Linked DNA regions of Homo sapiens: region 2 is linked to region 1. Evidence: read pairs that join two places in POLR2A ChIA-PET (ENCODE). Cell type or tissue: OCI-LY7. All regions are shown on one strand. Each heading gives the region's core, and the rest is flanking DNA. Links, peaks and the distances in the headings are about the cores only. Region 1 has its middle 17 kb from the start of ARID1B. Region 2 overlaps ARID1B (AT-rich interaction domain 1B).

Evidence for each region. Peaks named below come from ENCODE experiments on the same cell type or tissue, not always from the same donor. Only the 100,000 strongest peaks of a DNase experiment are listed, where the experiment ranks them.
Region 2: POLR2A ChIA-PET joins it to region 1 with 5 read pairs; 2 of 35 experiments call an interaction of 5 or more read pairs at or near these places.

What each region holds. Positions count from the first base shown.
Region 1 is chr6:156,757,759-156,763,141 of GRCh38, forward strand. No RefSeq gene overlaps it. Among named protein-coding and RNA genes, the nearest start is that of ARID1B, 17 kb to the right of the region's middle. In OCI-LY7, for the core only: no CTCF peak of the experiment used is centred there; a DNase peak (open chromatin) is centred at 2,933; H3K27ac peaks cover 1,053 bases.
Region 2 is chr6:157,192,290-157,197,672 of GRCh38, forward strand. It overlaps ARID1B (AT-rich interaction domain 1B), which reads left to right. Exons shown (of 20, transcript NM_001374828.1): 16 at 3,876-4,026. Among named protein-coding and RNA genes, the nearest start is that of TMEM242, 130 kb to the right of the region's middle. In OCI-LY7, for the core only: no CTCF peak of the experiment used is centred there; no DNase peak of the experiment used is centred there.

The DNA of each region.
Region 1 (5,383 bases), core at 166-5,165:
CTGGCTAACATGGTGAAACCCTGTCTCTACTAAAAATACAAAAATTAGCTGGGCATAGTGGCGTGTGCCTGTCGTCCGAGCTACTCAGGAGGCTCAGGCAGGAGAATTGCTTGAGCCCAGGAGGCAGAGGTTGCAGTGAGCAGAGATCGCCCCACTGTACTCCAGCCTGGTGATACAGCAAGACTCTGTCCCAGAAAAAAAAAAAAAAAAGAATTCTATCCAGGGGTTTTCCCTCCTTTCAGCACCTAGAATTGTTATGTCACTTCTGGGGTGTGTCACTGTTGTACAGAATTGAACGTTTTCCTTTGAAGGTAGCCTATTTTACCCCCTGTCTTTTCTGTGTCTTTGGTGCTCTGCAGTTCCACTCTCATATGTCTAGTTTTGAATTTGTTTTTATTTAACCTGCAAGGGCCTGGGGGCACTTCAACAATCTGAGGATTTATGTCCTTTTTCAATTTTGGAAAAGTGTCACTCTTTAGCATTTTATTTTTTTAATTGTTTTTAATAAATACTGAGAAGATACAAAACAATATTTTAAAAATATGTAAGGTATAAAGTATAATGGAAAAAACAAAAAATGAATAATAGTACAACCCCTATGTCCTCGCCCTCAAGTGTAGGAAAAGAGTGCCAAAGCCACACCATTGCTTTTGAATTCCTTGTCCGCCTCCCTAGACCCGCTGGTTTCCATTCTGGAGACCATTATAATCCTAAATTCGATAGTTATCATTTCCTTGTAGTTTCACAAAGAAATATAGTTATGCATGTTTTAAACTGTATATCATTTGACTAAAGCTGTGTTTTTCTTTGTTTTCTCCACTCAAAATTATGTTCTTCAGATTCTCGTGCATTGATGGACACAGGTGTAATTTATTCATACTCATTACTATATAGTATTCTGTCACCCATATTTTATTCATTCTGTTGTCAATGGACATAGATTTGCTTCTAGTTTTTTTATTAGTAAGAATAGTGCTGCTTGGGCTGGGCGCGGTGGCTCATGCCTGTAATCCCAGCACTTTGGGAGGCCAAGGCAGGCAGGTCACTTGAGGTCAGGAGTTTGAGACAGCCTGGCCAACATGGTCTCTACTAAATATCCCCATCTCTACTAAAAATACAAAAATTTGCCAGGCGTGGTGGCATGCACCTGTAAGCCCACCTACTCGGGAGACTAAGGCAGGAGAATCACTTGAATCCGGAAGGCAGAGGTTGCAGTGAGCAGAGATCATGCCACTACACTCCAGCCTGGGCAACAGAGTGAGACTCTGTCTCCAAAACATAAAAGTAAAAATAAAAATAAAAGAATAGTGCTGCTTTAAGCATTTTCATAAATGCCTCCTGGAACAGGACAGTTTCTCTAGAGTTTACACCTAGGAGTGGAATTGCTAGGTCATAGAGTATGTATGTGCATTTTCACATAGCAAAATTGGTCTCCAGAGTGACAATTAATTTACACTTCCATCAACAATATATGAGAAATTGTCTTGCTTCACATCCCATTCAACGCACAGTAGTGTCAGGTTTCCATTTTTGCAAACTTTGTGGATGTGTAACAGTACTTCATAGCAGAATTAATTTGTATTTTCCTGATTGCTAATGAGTGAGTGACATTTTGTACATCTATAAAACACTTGTGTAATTATTTTGACTCTTTGGTGAAAATAGATGTCTTTTTTATTGATTTGTAAGAATTCTTTACATGTTTAGGAGACTAATCCCTTGACAATTACACATTTAGCAAATATCTCATCCTAGTCTGTGGCTGGTCATTTCATTCTCATTAGAGTGTCTTTTGATAAATAGATGTTTTCATTTTAAATGTAGGCCAATTTGTCAATTTTTCCTTTGTGGATTTCAATTTTTGTTTCCTGTCTAAGAAAATGTTTACATCCCTAAGTTCAGATGAGTATTCTCCCAGACTAACTTCTAAAGTTTCTGTAGGGTTGTATTTCACATATAGCTCATTAATACACATAGAGTTGGTTTTTGTGTGTGACGTGATGTATTAGTGTTAAGTCCTAAGTACCCTTATGTATTCTACTCTTGTTTGTTTTTATAAGTATGTTCTTATCTACCATCTCACTTATATACACAGCTATACTAAGGGACGTAGAAAAATGGTACTTTTTGAGAAATTTATAGACTTGATGCTTAAAGGCTGAAAATTAAGTAGCTGTGTTTTCAAACTTGAGTGTTAAAGAATAACAGAAAAAAAAATCACAAAAAAGTAGGATGAAGACTGCTATAGAGATGAGAGCAGAAACCAAATAAATAACCACCATATAAATAATAGATCAATTAAACAGAAGTCAATTAAATAGGAAACACATAAATAATAGAAATGCTCAAGGAATCCAAAATACTGCTCTTTGAAAAGTCTAAAAAAGTAGATATCTGGTAAGACTACTCAAAAAAACAAAAGAAGAAAAGGCAAAAATAAATATTGTTAAACTGACAAAAGTGTCATAAGTTCAGATGCAGCAGAAATTAAAAGGTTAAGAGAATGCTTTAATCAACTTTATGCCAATAAAATTAAAAACTCAGAAGAAAAAATACTCATTTCCAGAAAAATGTATGTCTATTTTGCATCTATCCAGCTAAATTCTCTTGTTAATTCTAATAATTTCCCTGTGCATAATTTTCAGTTTTCTGTCTGGAGCAGCTATACAATACATGAACTGTTACAGTATTACTCTTCCCCCATTGTTTCTTTGAATGTCACTACAGTTGTATTTCTGGAATGCCAATAAAAGTATAGTTATTTTGTACTTCTCATTCTGTCCTCCAGGCCTCCTAACCTCTCTTTTGTATTTTCAGTTTGTTTGTTTGTTTTTTTTTTTCTGAGACAGAATCTTGCTCTGTTGCCCAGGCTGGAGTACAGTGGCATGACCTCGGCTTACCACAACTTCCGCCTCCCAGGCTCCAGCGATTCTCAGCCTCAGCCTCCCAAGTAGCTGGGACTACAGGTGCATGCACTATGCCCGGCTAATTTTTGTATTTATGAATTTGACTCCTGTAGTGTGGATTTATATTTGGCTCTCAAGGGTCCCAGAGTTGTTGTGGGCCTTGGCCCAATTTGTTTTTTCTTGTGCAACTTTTTTGTTAGTTTAGCAGCTGAGGATTCTCACCTTATATAGTGATGTGTGATGTGTCTCGGGTGTGAGGATGTGTATGTGTATTTGCGAGAGGTATTGGGTATGAGGATGTCTGTGCTGAGTGATTTCTAATTCTTCTACTCTTTAATACATTTACTTTACCTTGTCCTTATTCAAACAATCATGACTTCTAAATTATTGAGGCTCAAAAAAAGTTTTTCTCTATGTGATCTGCCAATATGTATGTACTGATTTTCTTTAAGTCAAAGATTTTTAAAAATACTTAATTCTAAAGTGAGAGGAAAATAGAAAATATTCTGCAGAACTGTCACACCAAACTTTGCTCAGTATATTATTTGAAAATTTTTCTCATGGTTCCTGCTTCCTTCAGAAAGCTTTTGCAATAAATTATATTAAAACAAATTCTATACAGAACACAAGACTGCCAGTACAGCAAAATGTGTGAGAAAATTTCTCACAATGGACTTTCAGTGGAATATGAACATCTCTTTTCTAGATGATATAACTTTCCTAAGATCTTAGAAGACATTTTAAAAGTTTCTCTTGCCAGGCGTGGTGGCTCACACCTGTAATCCCAGCACTTTGGGAGGCCGAGGCAGGCGGATCACCAGGTCAGGAGATCCAGACCATCCCGGCTAATACGGTGAAACCCCGTCTCTACTAAAAATACAAAAAATTAGCTGGGCATGGTGGCGGGCGCCTGTAGTCCCAGCTACTCCGGAGGCTGAGGCAGGAGAATGGCGTGAACCCGGGAGGCGGAGCTTGCAATGAGCCGAGATGGTGCCACTGCACTCCAGCCTGGGCGACAAAGTGAGACTCCGTCTCAAACAACAACAACAAAAAAAAAAAAAAAAAAAAAAAAAAACACAAAAGTTTCTCTTATACAGAAGGAAAGAAGAAAGGAGGAAGGAAGAAAGGAAGGAGGGAAGGGAAGGGAAGGGAAGGGGGAAGGAAGGGAGGGAAGGAAGAAGGAAAAAAGGAAGGAAGGGAGGGAGGAAGTGAGAAAGGAAGGAAGGGAGGGAAGAATAAAATCTAATAAAGTTTTACCAAATATAAATACATTTTTATATCTGTTCTTCATACCTAGCATTTCCCATTATTAATTATTGGTAGTCCTAGATATGCTGTGGTGTGAGTCAAAAATGTAAGAGCCAATTATGACAGAACAGCCTGGCAGTATGTGACCCTCGAATTGGACCCATCTATTGAGTTGGGGACAAAACGACAGCACCAAATTCAGCCCAGGCCATGGTGAGAGATGCCTCAGCGCAGGCTTCACCCGGGACCTGTAGACTGCGGCCGCAGGGCTTCCCCAGAATGGGAACCAGCTTGAGACTCCTCCAATCTCAGATTCTCCCTTTACTGGTTGTATAACCTGACACAAATTCTTTTTTTTTTGGAGGGGGCGGCGGGGGATGGAGTTTCTTGTCGCCCAGGCTGGAGTACAGTGGCATGATCTCAGCTCACCACAACCTCCGCCTCCCAGGTTCAAGCAATTCTCCTGCCTCAGCCTCCTGAGTAGCTGGGATTACAGGTGCCCGCCACCACGCCCGGCTAATTTTTTGTATTTTTTTTTTGGTAGAGACGGGGTTTCACCACGTTGGGCAGGCTGGTCTCGAACTCCTGACCTCAGGTGATCTGCCTGCCTCGGCCTCCCAAAGTGCTGGGATTACAGGCGTGAGCCACCGCACCCAGCAACCTGATACAAATTCTTTTACTTCACATTTTCCAGTATGCTTACCTGTAAAACAGAGATATTATCTACCTCATAGGATCCTTAGGAAGATCATATGAGGTCACAAATGCAGAGCCCATGGCACTGTGCCCTGTCACACCGCGAGCACTTGACTAATGTGAACTGTCAATGCAAGCAGTAGGCGTCAGGGCGTGTTCAATAAGCAGGGAGCTGATATTTGGCAATCCAGGCAGGCTGGCAGCATCATATACAGTTTTCAGCAGGTAACAAGATGACAGCAATGAACCAAGAGTTGAAGGACCAGATCCCAGTCCCAACGGAGGTGGAAGGATAAAATAGACATTGTGGCAAAAGCAAAGAAGAGCCCCAGGCTCAGGAGAATAGAGTAGGCAGGATTCAGTGGCTGGGGCTCAATCCTAAGAAACAAGACAAGGATGTGGTTAGCAAAACTGTTGGACAAAGTGAAGACTGGGCCTTGGCTGAAGGTACAGCACAGAACTGGAGGAGCAGTGGCAAAGGAGAACGGGTGTCCATTCTCAAAGCATCTAGACATAGCTTTGGAAATTCACTG
Region 2 (5,383 bases), core at 258-5,257, 430 kb after region 1:
ATGTATTGCAAACCATTCCCATATCCCACCGATACACCACATTAGACAACTATAGGTGTATTTCCCTCGTGTCCTCATGCCTAGAATTTCTTATTACAAAAATAAATTTGTGGGGGTGGAATGATTCTGGGATCACCTTGCTAGGCCCTAGGTAGATATATGCAGATACTTCTCACCTTACAGTGGGGTTACATCAGAAGAAACCCATCCTAAATTGAAAATATTGGTAAGTTGAAAACACACTTTCACTTACGATATTTTTGATTGACAATGAGTTGATCCGGACATAACCCCATCTTAAATTGAGGAGCATACTGAATGCCTGTCGCTTTCACACCATCATAAGGTTGAGCCATCCTACTTTGGTGACTGTCTGTAATGTTGTTTTCATCAACCATGTAAATGATCCCCGGTGGCAAGTACAATCCCTAGTGTATTTCAGTTCACCTGCTGCCTTACGGTATTGATGTATTCAGTACCAAATTAAAGCAGATAAACAGAAAATCCACGGGAAACACATTTTCTAAGAGTCTTAATCCTGTTGTGTATAGTTTTCCATTCTTCAGTTTGCCTTACTCTGTCAGTAAACTTAATGGTGCTCTGATTTTTTATTTAATGACTAACTTCAGTGGAAAACATACTCTTTGTCGCTGTTGCTGCTGCTGGTGGTGTTAACCTGTAGTACAAGTAGCATGGTCAGAGTCTGATCTAATATTAGCCCTCAGTAGCCCTGAGGGGCCTGGCCCTGCCTGTTCACCGGCCTGCCTTCCCTGCCTTCTTACTTCCTTACTTCACTGATTGAGGCATTGATTGATTACATATAAATGAACATCATTTTATATGTTTAACAGAATAGTATATATCGAATTTATATTATTATCTGTACACATAGCTCTACTTTTTTTAATTGAATAGATACACCCTAATGCTCTAGTAATGGGTGAGTTGTTCCATAATCTTTTCTATTATAAACAATGAAGCAGTGATTGTTGAAGTACAGTTTTTTCACATTGTAAGAATGTTTCTGCGAAATAGATTCCTAGAAGTAGAATTGTTGAATCAAAGGATATGAACTTTTTTTTTAGTTTACTGAGTATCTCAGCTTTTACAGTATAACAAACTACCCCCAAATCTTAGTGGCTTTAAAAACAGTAACACTTAATTATATCTCTCAGTTCTGTGGTAGACTGGGTAGTTCTTCGCTCTGTGTGTCATGTTGTCAGCTAGGATATTGAGGTGGCCGCCATCATCTGGGAGCCAGGCTGAGAGCTCTGCTGGGCTCTGATGTCTCTCAAGTGGCTGATGTCATCCCCAGGCTCTACTGGGACCTCAACTGGAGCTGTTGGCTGCAGCCTCCTCCATGGGGCCTTTCCATGTAGTTTCTTAGGTGCCTATAACATGGCAGATGGATTTCAAGAGGGAGCACTCCAAGAGGACAGGTCCCGGGAGCAAGCAGTTAAAAACTTTTGCTTGCATCTCACTTGCTGGAGCCCTCTTAGGCAATGCTAATCACATGACCAAACCCAAAGGCATCATGGGAGGGGTTTCCCAGGCTGCGAATGCTGGGAGATGCACTTCTTTGGGGGTTGCCAAAGCACAGCCTCCCATAGCAGGTAAAGCAGGTATTGGCAAAGCTTATACCAGCTTAATGTTCTCAACAAAAGCATGTGAGAGTGTGCGGGTTCTCACCCCCTTACTAAGAATGATCATTGTCCATCATTTTAACATTGGCCAATCAGATGGAAGGGGGAAGGCCTCATTACTGTTTACCTTGGATTCATTCCATTATTAGTGAACTCACACATCTTTTCATATGTTGATTGACCATTTGTTTTTCTTTTGTGAATGTTCATTTATGTGTTTGCCCATTTTTAATTTGATTGTTGCTTTTCCTGTTGATTTTTTTAAATTTCCTTGTGTATTAGAGAAAAGCTATTTAATTATGTCACGTGATTTCTTTCTATCTCTGTTTTCACATCTACAAAATAGAAAGTAACTTCAAAACTGGTTCTACCACAGGTTGATGTGAGATCAAATAGATAAAACAGGTGAAAGCACATTGCAAAGGAAAATACTTGATGCTGGCATTGGCCCCTCTCTACCAGCCTAACAAAATGTATCTACTCATGAAATCTTAACCAGCTTTTGCTTCACATAACATAAAAGTAACTATCATAGGATGGAGAAAGGTAGCAATACTGTATAACGATGAAAATTTATATTAAAATGTTTAATTTGCCTTCAGGCTAGTTTCTGGACTGAACACAATTTCCTTCAGGCTCTGAGCTGATGCTAATTTGCATGTACTACCTACTTGTCACTCCATCCTGTGTTAGAAATAGTTGTATTTCATCCCATCTTGAGCTATTCTTAACTCCTTAATAATTTTTTTAATCCTTATTTTGGAGTGAATCAGTGGCTGAATGTTAAGGTTTTCACCTTTTTTCTTATGGGAGAAGGGAACTAACTTTGTATACATATTTTATGTCCTCCTTACAACCATTTCATGAGATAATATTACTGGCCTCATTTTATAGACAAGAAAATAGGGGCCAGGTGATGACTCATGCCTGTAATTCTAGCACCTCAAGAGGTTGAGGAAGGCAGGCAGATCACTTGAGCCCAGGAGTTCGAGGCTACAGTAAGCTACGATTTCACCACTGCAGTTGCAACATTGCACCTCTTATCACTAGGTGATACAGCGAGACCCTCTCTCTAAAAAACATAATAAAAATGTTGAAAAGAAATGAAATTAAACTCAGAGGTAACTTACCCAAGTAAGGAATGGATCTGGGCCTGTATTAGTTTTCTATGTTGTTATATAACAAGTTACCACAAACTTAGCAGCTTAAAACAACATAAATGTATGATCCTCCAGTGTCTGTGGATCAGGAATCTGGCACAGTGTGACTGGGCCTCTGCTCAGGGTCCCACAGGCTAAAATCAAGGTGTCTGCCAGCACTGTGAGCTCTTTGAAGGCTCAGGGTCCTCGTCCGAGTTTATTTAAGTCATTGGCAGAATTCACTTGCTTGTGTTTGTGAGGCTGCAGTCCCGTTTTCTTGTTGACTATCTTCTGCCCACCTTCCCTAACACGTGATCCCCCTCCACAGCATGCCAGTTGCTTCTTCAAGGCCAGCAGGAAAATATCTCTGACTTGCTTCCTCTCTAAGCTCTAGATCCAAACTTAAAGGGCTACCTGGACAATCTCCCTTCTGTTTAAACTCACAATCGGCTGATTAGTAACTATAATCACATCTGTTAAGCCCCTTTTGCCATGTAACATACATAACATAATCATGGGAGTGATACCATCGTATTCATAGGTCCCACCCACACTGAAGGGGAGGGGCTCATGGAAGGTGCCCACCGGGCAGGGGGTGCTGGATCTTCGGGGCCATCTTAGATTTCTGCCCCCACAGAGCACATCTTGGCTCCACAACTTATGCTCTTTCAATAGTATTATGGTCTATCATATTAAGAAAAAGTACAGGCCAGGCGCAGTGGCTCACGCCTATAATCCCAGCATGTTGCAAGGCTGAGGTGGATGGATCACCTGAGGTCAGGAGTTCAAGACCAGCCTGACCTACATGGTGAAACCCTGTCTCTACTAAAAATACAAAAATTAGCCAGGTGTGGTGGTGGATGCCTGTAATCTCAGCTACTTGGGAGGGTGACGCAGGAGAATCGCCTGAACCCGGGAGGCAGAGGTTGCAGTGAGCCAAGATCACACCACTGCATTAGCCTGGGCGACAGAGTGAGACTCCATCTCAAAAAAAAGAAAAAGTCCAAAGACAATAGAGATGACTAGAAGGGATGGATGGGCCTTTGACTTTCAGAAATGCCTAAATGTATGCATTTTATTTAAAATATTGCAGTGCCTGGAAGCAGCGAGCCCTTTATGACGCAAGGACAGATGCCCAACAGCAGCATGCAGGACATGTACAACCAAAGTCCCTCCGGAGCAATGTCTAACCTGGGCATGGGGCAGCGCCAGCAGTTTCCCTATGGAGCCAGTTACGACCGAAGGTGAGTATTTTTTAAGATGACAATATGATGATTTACTAGAAACCGTGCTTTCCTCACACACACATTTCTGAGCCCTGGCAGCTGAGCCACTGATGACAATATACAGTGTCCCCTTTCCTGTGAAAGTAAAGAGGCAATGGCTGCTGGTCACCAGGTGAGTGTCAGGTGGCTGCCCTCAGTAGATGGCTATTCAGGACCAGGGAGAAGGACCTTGGCCTTGGTAGGAGTCTTCTTCCCGAAGTCAAGAGCCAGGGCCGCCACAAGTCACGCTGGCACCCGGCACCAGCACCCAGCTTCCTTCTGAGGGACTGCCAGCTGCACACTCCAGACATGGCTCGCCTGGAGCTCCTGGATGCCTGGGCCTCCACAGCACCCGCTCCCCTCCCTCCCTTCTTTCTGTCTGGGGGAAAGGCCTGTGCAGTGGTAGCCACACTGGGCTTTCAGCATTCTGGAAAGGTCTTCCAGGCAGTGCTTTTCCCCTGTGAATATTTTAAACAGAGGGACAATACTTTGCTCTTTAATAAACATCTCTAGAAAACCCACAGCACAGGCCTCACTGCAGCCTCGCTTAAGGAAGTCATCTTGAAATGACTGAAAATGGCAAGTTAAACTTGCAAGTTAAAATGGCAAGTTCAGCTGCAGGACTGATGATGCAGAGTGATTTGTAACTAGATAGGAGGAAAAGTTATTGAAATGGCTCTGAAAGGTAACCTGAAAACTGCTTCCTAAGATGATGGCATAGGGTAGGCTTCTTTTTGTGAAGAAAGTCCCTTGCCTGGGCCCTGACTTCAATACTCATTGTCACAAAAACCCCTTCCCCTTGTTGGGTATGTTCTCTACCTCCTAGTAAGAGACATGATGATAAGCAAGGTTTTCATATAATATTTCAGATTTTTAAAGAAAAAAGATAGAGGCATAATAGAAGGGCTTTTCCCTCCCCGGAGCCACAGTGTGTGCCACAGGGTGGAGCTGACTTCGGGATCGCGGCCTTCGGAAGCTGCGTGTGCTGTTCTACCGGGGACCGGCTGGGCCAGAGCCGCTCACCTTTCATCAGCCCACATGCTGGGGTCACAGGGATGGGTCAGTGGGAAAGCTTCCTCAGTGTAATACAAAGGAGAAAAAGGTTGAAAAATCACGGCTTTACCAAATGAGGTTTCTTTATGGTATTGTCTGTGAGCCTTGTTCTTGAGAGTCCATCCCATGTTTAAGGAGACACGGTGCTTTCTCCTAGGGACCTAGGAATTTACTCTTCTAATTCTTAACCCGGCCATAATACGGCCAATATTTACTTGTGATATATTCGTTAATCAGTTAACCATAAGGTAACATTTAGTGTGCTGAATCAAGGATTTCAGTT